3 separate regions of the Homo sapiens genome follow, and all the other regions are linked to region 1. The links are chromatin loops, found by intact Hi-C in ENCODE. Cell type or tissue: psoas muscle. All regions are shown on one strand.

Region 1 (2,500 bases):
GCACCCGACCAGCTGCAGGGCGGGCCCAGGTCCGTCTGCTCAGCCTCCAAGTCACCTCCAACAGCTGCAGAGTCTGCCTGCTTCCGGTTTGTACCTGTGAGCCTCATAGCATCGCACGTTGGCTCCTCCCCAGCATCCTGAACAGCATCCTGCTCACTGTGCTGGGTTGCCCCAGGCCAGACCATTGCTCCATAACCCCACATCCACCCATCTGTTGCAGTTGTAAGGTCTTGGTACTGCAGCCTGGAAGCTGCCCAGCATCTATGGGGCCCTGCCCGGGCTTTTCCCAAGGACATCTGCTATTTGTGCTTTGAGTCTGCACAAAATCAGTGTCCACTTGCACCTGCATGGCCTTGCCTCCACGTGGCTCATTCATTCTCAGCTCAGGATTCCGGGATGGGGGGGTCCTGGTGACTCAGAATGCTTCCTCCCTTGGACTCCTCCTGCTGACCCAGACCATGAAGGTCTGAGTCCTGCCCTCTTGCCCTGGACTCTCCTCACACCTCTCCTGCCGGCCTCAGATTTCGACCTTCCTCTGATGCTTGTGGTCACTATCTCCCGCGTTGGTGGGTTCCCAGGGAGTTGGAGCCTTGGCCATCGAGCTGCTAGGTGCCTCTGGGAACTGTGGGTCTCTGAGCCAGCCCCACCCAGAGACCCTGGGCAGGGAGTAGTAGCTCTGCATCGGCCTCCAGCCTCCGCCCCACATGGCAGCCACATCCTGAAGAAAGGCGCTCCAGGCAGCCACAGGAAGCTGGAGCGGGAACCCCTCGCCAGTAACCACAGGCTCCTCTGCCTGGCGTGGAGCCGTGAACGGGGCCTTTGCACCTCCAGCCAGAGCTGGTCCACCCATCGGTACCCACTCCTGTTCCTTCTCTCCAGCCAGGTTCCTTTCACCCCTTGCTGTGTGCTCTGCTGACCACCCTCCCCTGCCTGCCAGCTCCATCCCATGCCCTCCACCCCACTCCAGGAGCTGCCCACCTCCCAGGTGGGCCTGGGCTGAGGTAGTCAGGGCGGCGAGGACACCTGCTGGTAGGAAAAGCAAACAGAGCTGCTCCCGGAGTCTACGGCCCACGAGTGGCTCACATTCCTCTTTCCTGGGCTGTCAGTTTCTCAACATCTGCCAAATTTCTCTCTCTTGTATTGAGGTTTTTAAAATCCCCTTCAGTAAACACATATGACTTCCACACGTGTACCAACACACACAGACATCTCGCCCAGAAGCCGCCCGGCTCCTCCATGCAGACAGAGCCTCCTGGGACGGCAGGCTCCCAGACATATCCCCCCCCCCCACCATGCACCCACTGCCACCCCTCCACCCGCTCTCCCGTGACACGCAGACACAAAGGGCGCCAGCCTCCTCTACGCATCCACAGCCAAAACCCGCTCTCCCCGTGCCCACCGGCCTGGAGGGCGCCCATTTTGAGCACATGAATCTGTCTACTGCACAAGACTGCATGTCACCCTAAAGTACACGGCCCTGGGAACATTCGTGCATACCCTCTTCCTTCCACACACACAGCTCACGTGGGTCTCGTGGGTCACGTGGGTGGGGTAGACCAAAGGGCCCAGGCAGCAAGAAGCTGTCTCCTGCCTGGGCTTCAAAAAGCTTGACAGACATTAATTTGGGGCAGGTATTCTTCTTCCCAAGAACTGGAAAAACTGAAACGGAGACGTGTCACAATGAGTTGTGAAAAGCAGGGAGAAGATGAGGTCTCCACACTGAGAACCGTAAGGGCTCCTGACAGAGCCGGCCTTCCCCTTTATGGCACCCAGATGCTTACAGTTACTGATACGATCGCATGTGCAAGAATACATATGTTTCCCTGGACAGCACAATGTAATTCCAAATTAAAATCAGTCAAGGATGTGATGTGAATTCAGCAAGCCACTCAGCTCCAGGGCTCCTGGCCTCCCAGAAGCGCCGGCTCTTAACAGAATGGCTCTATCTCCTTCCCCACCCACCTCCCCAGCCCCAACGGAGGAGCATCGCACATCCTGAGCCTTGGTGCTGGTGAATCCTGGGGCACCCTGCTGTGTGGCCAGCACTAGGCCCCCCTCTGCAGAGCTCCCAGCTCCAGTTCAGACCCTCCAGAGCAGACACCCCAGCGAGAATTTGGACTTACTGTGCTCCGCCAGCCCCTGGATCATGTCGAATTTATGGATTTCTTTGGCATAGTATTCCGACTCGGTGTTTTCCTGGGTGCAGCCTTCCTCCCTCTCCCCATGCATCTCCTCCAGCAGCTCCCGGGTGCTGTTGTAAAGGGCCAGGACCTGATAGGGGACGTGGGTCATCACCGTTGGCTCAGGGGGGCTGGTGAGCCTGAGCTTGCTCAAGATCTGTCCCCTAATGGCTTCCACCCTCTTCTTCTTGATGTGGCCGAAGTCCAAGGTGGTGCAAGTGGACAGAGAGAGGCTGACCGTGGCAAAGTTCAGCAGGGCCAGGACCACCAGAGCCCTTTGCAAGTGCATCTTCATGTGTGAGCTGGGAAGAGAGGCCAGG
Region 2 (2,500 bases), 170 kb before region 1:
AAGGGATAACAGCAGACCACCCAGGCGGGGGCTCCAGTGTGAACGAATGTGCTGTGTCAGTCTCTGCTCCCCAACCAGCCAGTGCCCGGGATGTGGCCAGGCCTCCTGGAAATGTGCTGACAGATACAGAGAGGGGAGGAGATACTTTTTGCTCTTCACATTTTTCATTTAGATGGAGAGTGGGAAAAAAAAAATCCATTCTATTTCTTTCATTTTTCTTGCTCCTTACCCTGAGACTTCCCTGCCTGGTCCTAGAGAAAGATAGATGCGGAGGTACATAAAGCTTGATTCACAGCAGTTAAACTCTCTCACTCTCTCTATACAAAGGAATTCTTTATCATTTCTTCTGCTTCCGCAGCTAACACCGTAAGGGTCCACAGTGGACCCTGAGTGAATCTCAATTTCAGAAATTCCAAATGAAGAGAGACGGAGCTAAATCTTTGAAATGGTTACAGATGTTCTCTAGGATTGAGGCAGATGGCGCCCAGTTTATCACAAGCTTCAGCAATTGGCACTGGAAACTCTTTCTGCCTCCTTAGTTTATCTGGACACATTTGAACTTAGGTACATTTGTGCTCAGATTTTGTGGCCGTTTGTTAACCCTAGTTCCTTTAGTTTCATATTCTTTCTTAGTAGAAAAAGTTGTTGTTCTTTTTACCATATACATTATTCTTTCCCATTTCTAGAAGCAGGAAAGGGTAAATAGAAAAAGGCATAAGCTCTTGAGTCAGCAAGACCTTGGACAAGTTGTTTAACCTCCCTGTGCCTTGATTTCCTCATCTGTAAAATGGGGTAGTTTTGGTATCAAGACCAATTCTTCTCTTGGCTACTTGTGCCTCTCTGTTCCAGGACCTGGCTCCAGTTGATCTGATCTAATTTCCTAGCTTTTCTAGGTCTTGAGGCTTGAAGCTCTCATTTTCTTTAGTTCCTGGCCTACTGCATGGTCTCTTGTTTTAAAATAGCCTTTGTTTTACTCTGCCACCCCTTTAAACTCATCTTACTTGTACTGCCAAACTTCTTTTAAAATAACACACCCTTGTTGGCTCTAGTCTCCCTTCTGCCCCTCCACCCCTACACACTTGCTCTTGCAGTCTGACTTCATCTCTTACATTTGTCCATCTCTCTCTCAAAGGCCACTCATGACCTCAGAATTGCCAACTTCAGTCACTATTTTTAATCTTCTTCCTTTAGCATGTGGCACTATTATCAACGGCTTCTTAGGTGAAAATTTCCCTTAGCTTTTCTAACCCTTCAGTAATTCCTCTGAGAAATCATTGCTTCCTCCTGCTCTCCCTGAAAACTAGATTCCATTTTCAACATGTTTTTCAGAGCCACTGGCATATAGATCTTATGTGTATAAAGTTGATCATAGCAGAGTGGCTCTGGTTGAAGAAGGTGGAGTGGCCCCTGGGCATCTGCTTCTCCCTGGTCTTTTGGGATCCTCCAGCATATCTCTGAATTCTAGGCTGTAATCCTCAGAACTTCTTTTTCCTCTCCATACTTTCCCCTGGGATAAAGTTCCTTTTCCTGTGATTTCATCCTGGTACTTCTCTATGGATTTCTCCCAAGTATATATCTTTAGTTTGAGCCTTTGCTGAGAGTCAGGTCCACATTTCCACCTGTGAGACATTTCTACCTAACTATATTGCAGAACATTCAAAATACTTGATGTATTTTGAACATATTTTGAAAATACTCAGAAAAGTCTTAAACATATTTAAAACTTATTTGCCTCTTTTTGTTCTTCTCTATATTAGTGACATTGCAATTCTTGGAATTCTAGAATCCCAGGGAATTTAGGAATGGAGCCATTGGTTTATCAGTGCCTCTCTTCACTTCCTCATTCTATGTCCAGGCAGTTGTCAAGATTCTACAGTGTCTCTGATACCTATCCTGTTTTTCACTTTTCCATCTACTGTCCTGCTTAAGGCCTTTATTATCTCTTGGATGGAGAGCTGCAATTACCTTTTCACTGGTTTCTTGGCCAGTCTCTTCCTGTTCACCCTAGTCTTTGCTTTGCTCTGAAAGATTCTTTTTTTTTTTTTTTTGAGATGCAGTCTCACTCTGTTGCTCAGACTGGAGTGCAGTGGTGCGCGATCTCAGCTCACTACAATCTCTGCCTCCCAGGTTCAAGTGATTCTCCTGCCTCAGCCTCCCAAGTAGCTGGGATTACAGATGCCTGCCGCCATGCCGGGCTAATTTTTGTATTTTTAGTAGAGATGGGGTTTCACCATCTTGGCCAGAGTGGTTTCAAACTCCTGACCTCAAGTGATCTGTCCGCTTCAGCCTTTCAAAGTGCTGGGAATTCAGGTGTGAGCCACTGTGCCCGGCCATAATGGATCCTTTCCTAAATCACAAGTCTCATCATGGTACTCTTCTGCTTAAGAATCTCGAGGGCCTTCTGTTGTCTATAATGGGAAGCCCAGGCTGTTAAATGTGATTCAAAGCCTTTATTTAGAATCTGGCTCCAGGCTACTTTTCCAGCCTGTCTCCCTACTAT
Region 3 (2,500 bases), 190 kb before region 1:
CCTGAGGATAGAATTAATGACAGGGTACTTTGTCTTTCCCTGTCTTTACTATTCCCATATACTGATGCCTCTTGAATGAGTATTATTAATAGTTGGTTTCAAGCTAAATTATCAAGTTTTTCCTCTTCAAATTTAAAGAAAATAACTTTCTGTTACAGGCATTGTGAAGTAAGTCTGCTACTGGATATGATGTACCTATTTCATGGATAAACAGACTTGAATGTTCATCTGTAAATATAATTTTAAAGGATCTTTAAAAATAAGTTCTTTTCTTTGGTAAAATTTTCCAGTGAGTTCTAGTCTTATAAATCTTTTTACCAGAATTTTATAACATTACCCTTTAAAAAAATTTTTTTCTATACTGCCTCTTATTTCATGATCTCAGGATGTTTTATGGGTAACTGATTAATTTCATATTTCATTATACCCTTATCCAATATAATATCATTCTCCCCATTTTACAGATGGGGGAACCTGAGGCTGAAATAAGTGATGTGATCAAGGTCATTCAACAAGCTGGGTGGATAGAAATAAATAACAGGATATTGTCCTTATGCTATATAGATATTAACAATCTTGCAACACAGTGAAGGTAGATGACACTTTCAAGAGCTTTGTGAATTCTCTTTGTCCTTCTTGCTGGTTATCCCTATGGTGTTTAATTGAAGGAAAAGCCATATCTCTTATTCCTTAATGTTAAATGGCATCAAAGTCCTCCAAAGGAATTATCATAATTTAACTCCACAGTTATATTTTGCTATGTTGCTGATGTGCCAAATTCCTTAATTGGTAGTAACTCTGTAGTGATAATCAAGTCTCGAAAAAAGTGAAGCTGAAAATTACTTTAAGTACATGCTAAAAGTAGGCAACACACTGCTCCCTGGTGGTACCCTACTTATCTGTATAAAATTTAGGACCAAAACTAAAGCTAAGCCTCTCATGGAATTAGTTTTACTTCAGCCTCATCCCAGCGTGTGAAGCAGTAATTATTTTCTTTCTCAAATCCTTAGTTGTTTGAAGGGAGTAAATAAGAAGGCCTAATGTGAAATAGGAAGCAAAGAATATTATAAGAACAATGTTGATTCTTGGAGGGAGTTGGGTAGTTAGATTTTAGTGATAGAATTATGGGAAGAGGGAATAGGATACTAAGATATGATGGGAAGGAATTTTCAAATTAAATAAGTGGCTATGAGACGGGAAAGGCCAGTGCTCTGCTACACTTTTATCATTGGGTCACTAACTAGATTATATGTTTCCGGTTTATAAATGGGCAGCTAGAAGCACCAAGACATTGAGATTTTGTGATTGTAGTAAAAAAAAAAAAAAAATACCCAAAATAGCCAATATTAGTGCTTACCTATCTAGCTCCTATCGTTCACTAGACTGCAAAGCCTACAAAGTGAAAAGATCCTAATCCTGTAGGAATCCAAGGTGACTGTATCCTGATTGGGAAGTCATCCCCCTTCAGTTCATTTTTTTCGTCTATAAAGAACTTCAGTGCCAGCGAATTAAAAGTCCATTAGACTATGGTTTGTAGGGATCTGAACTTGCCATTAGATGTCAGTGTTAACTTTTAGAGTCTTGGTAATAGGGTGGTCAGTACTGAGGGAGGTGCTGTAGGATGTAATAAGCAGGATGGAGTAGTGGAGAAAGAGCTAGATTAGCCATCCAGAGACTTGCCACTGACTCCTGTGTGATCTTGAGCAGTTCACTCCATTGTTATTCTGACACTGACTCCTGTATGATCTTTGGCAGTTCATGCCACTGTTCTGTCACTGATTAGCTATGTGATCTTGGACAGTTCACTCTACTCTTCTGACACTGACTAGCTGTGTGATCTTGGGCAGTTCACCCCACTGTTCTCCTGCCACTGACTCCTGTGTGATATTGGGCAGTTAATTCCATTGTTCTGACACTGACTAGCTGTGTGATCTTGGACAGTTCATTCTACTCTTCTGACACTGACTAGCTGTGTGATCTTGGACAGTTCACTCTACTGTTCTCCTGCCACTGACTAGCTGTGTGATCTTGAGCAGTTCACTCAACTTCTCTTAACCTCAGGGTCTTCACTGATTGATGAGGAAAATACAACAGGGTCATGAGGATATTATGCAAAACCTCTAAATGCAATATATGTGGAAAATATTGTTATTTCAGCCATAAAAGGCTTTCAATAGTAAATGGCTTCTAATTTGGTTAGAAACAAGTTTTTAGATAAAGTGTACTTTTTAGTAGTTTTTCAAAAATTATTGTGGGTACATAGGTGTATATATTTATGGGGTACATACGATTTTTTTTATTTCAGTAGGTTTTTGGGGGAACAGGTGGTGTTTGGTTACATGGATAAGCTCTCTAGTGGTGATTTCCAAGATTTTGGTGCACCTATCACCCAAGTAGTGTACACTGTACCCAATGTGCAGTCTTTTATTCTTCACCCTCCTTCCACCCTTCCCCCCAAGTCCCCAAAGTCCATTATATAATCCTTGTACCTTTGTGTCCT

What was found. Peaks named below come from ENCODE experiments on the same cell type or tissue, not always from the same donor. Only the 100,000 strongest peaks of a DNase experiment are listed, where the experiment ranks them.
Region 2: it touches region 1 in a loop (2.1-fold over the local background); 69 of 110 quality-filtered maps call a loop at or near these places.
Region 3: a loop joins it to region 1, with 8 times the contacts of the local background. A loop is called at or near these places in 71 of 110 quality-filtered maps.

Annotation. Positions count from the first base shown.
Region 1 is chr14:75,978,419-75,980,918 of GRCh38, forward strand. It overlaps TGFB3 (transforming growth factor beta 3), which reads right to left. Exons shown (of 7, transcript NM_003239.5): 1 at 2,124-2,500. The coding sequence starts at 2,475. Among named protein-coding and RNA genes, the nearest start is that of TGFB3, 2.3 kb to the right of the region's middle. In psoas muscle, a CTCF peak has its summit at 1,022; DNase peaks (open chromatin) are centred at 19, 1,003 and 1,479; H3K4me3 peaks cover 2,500 bases; H3K27ac peaks cover 1,879 bases.
Region 2 is chr14:75,803,999-75,806,498 of GRCh38, forward strand. The region is part of intron 27 of TTLL5 (tubulin tyrosine ligase like 5); the gene reads left to right. Among named protein-coding and RNA genes, the nearest start is that of TTLL5, 140 kb to the left of the region's middle. In psoas muscle, no CTCF peak of the experiment used is centred here; no DNase peak of the experiment used is centred here; H3K27ac peaks cover 1,218 bases.
Region 3 is chr14:75,793,137-75,795,636 of GRCh38, forward strand. The region is part of intron 27 of TTLL5 (tubulin tyrosine ligase like 5); the gene reads left to right. Among named protein-coding and RNA genes, the nearest start is that of TTLL5, 130 kb to the left of the region's middle. In psoas muscle, a CTCF peak has its summit at 1,556 (motif pointing right); no DNase peak of the experiment used is centred here.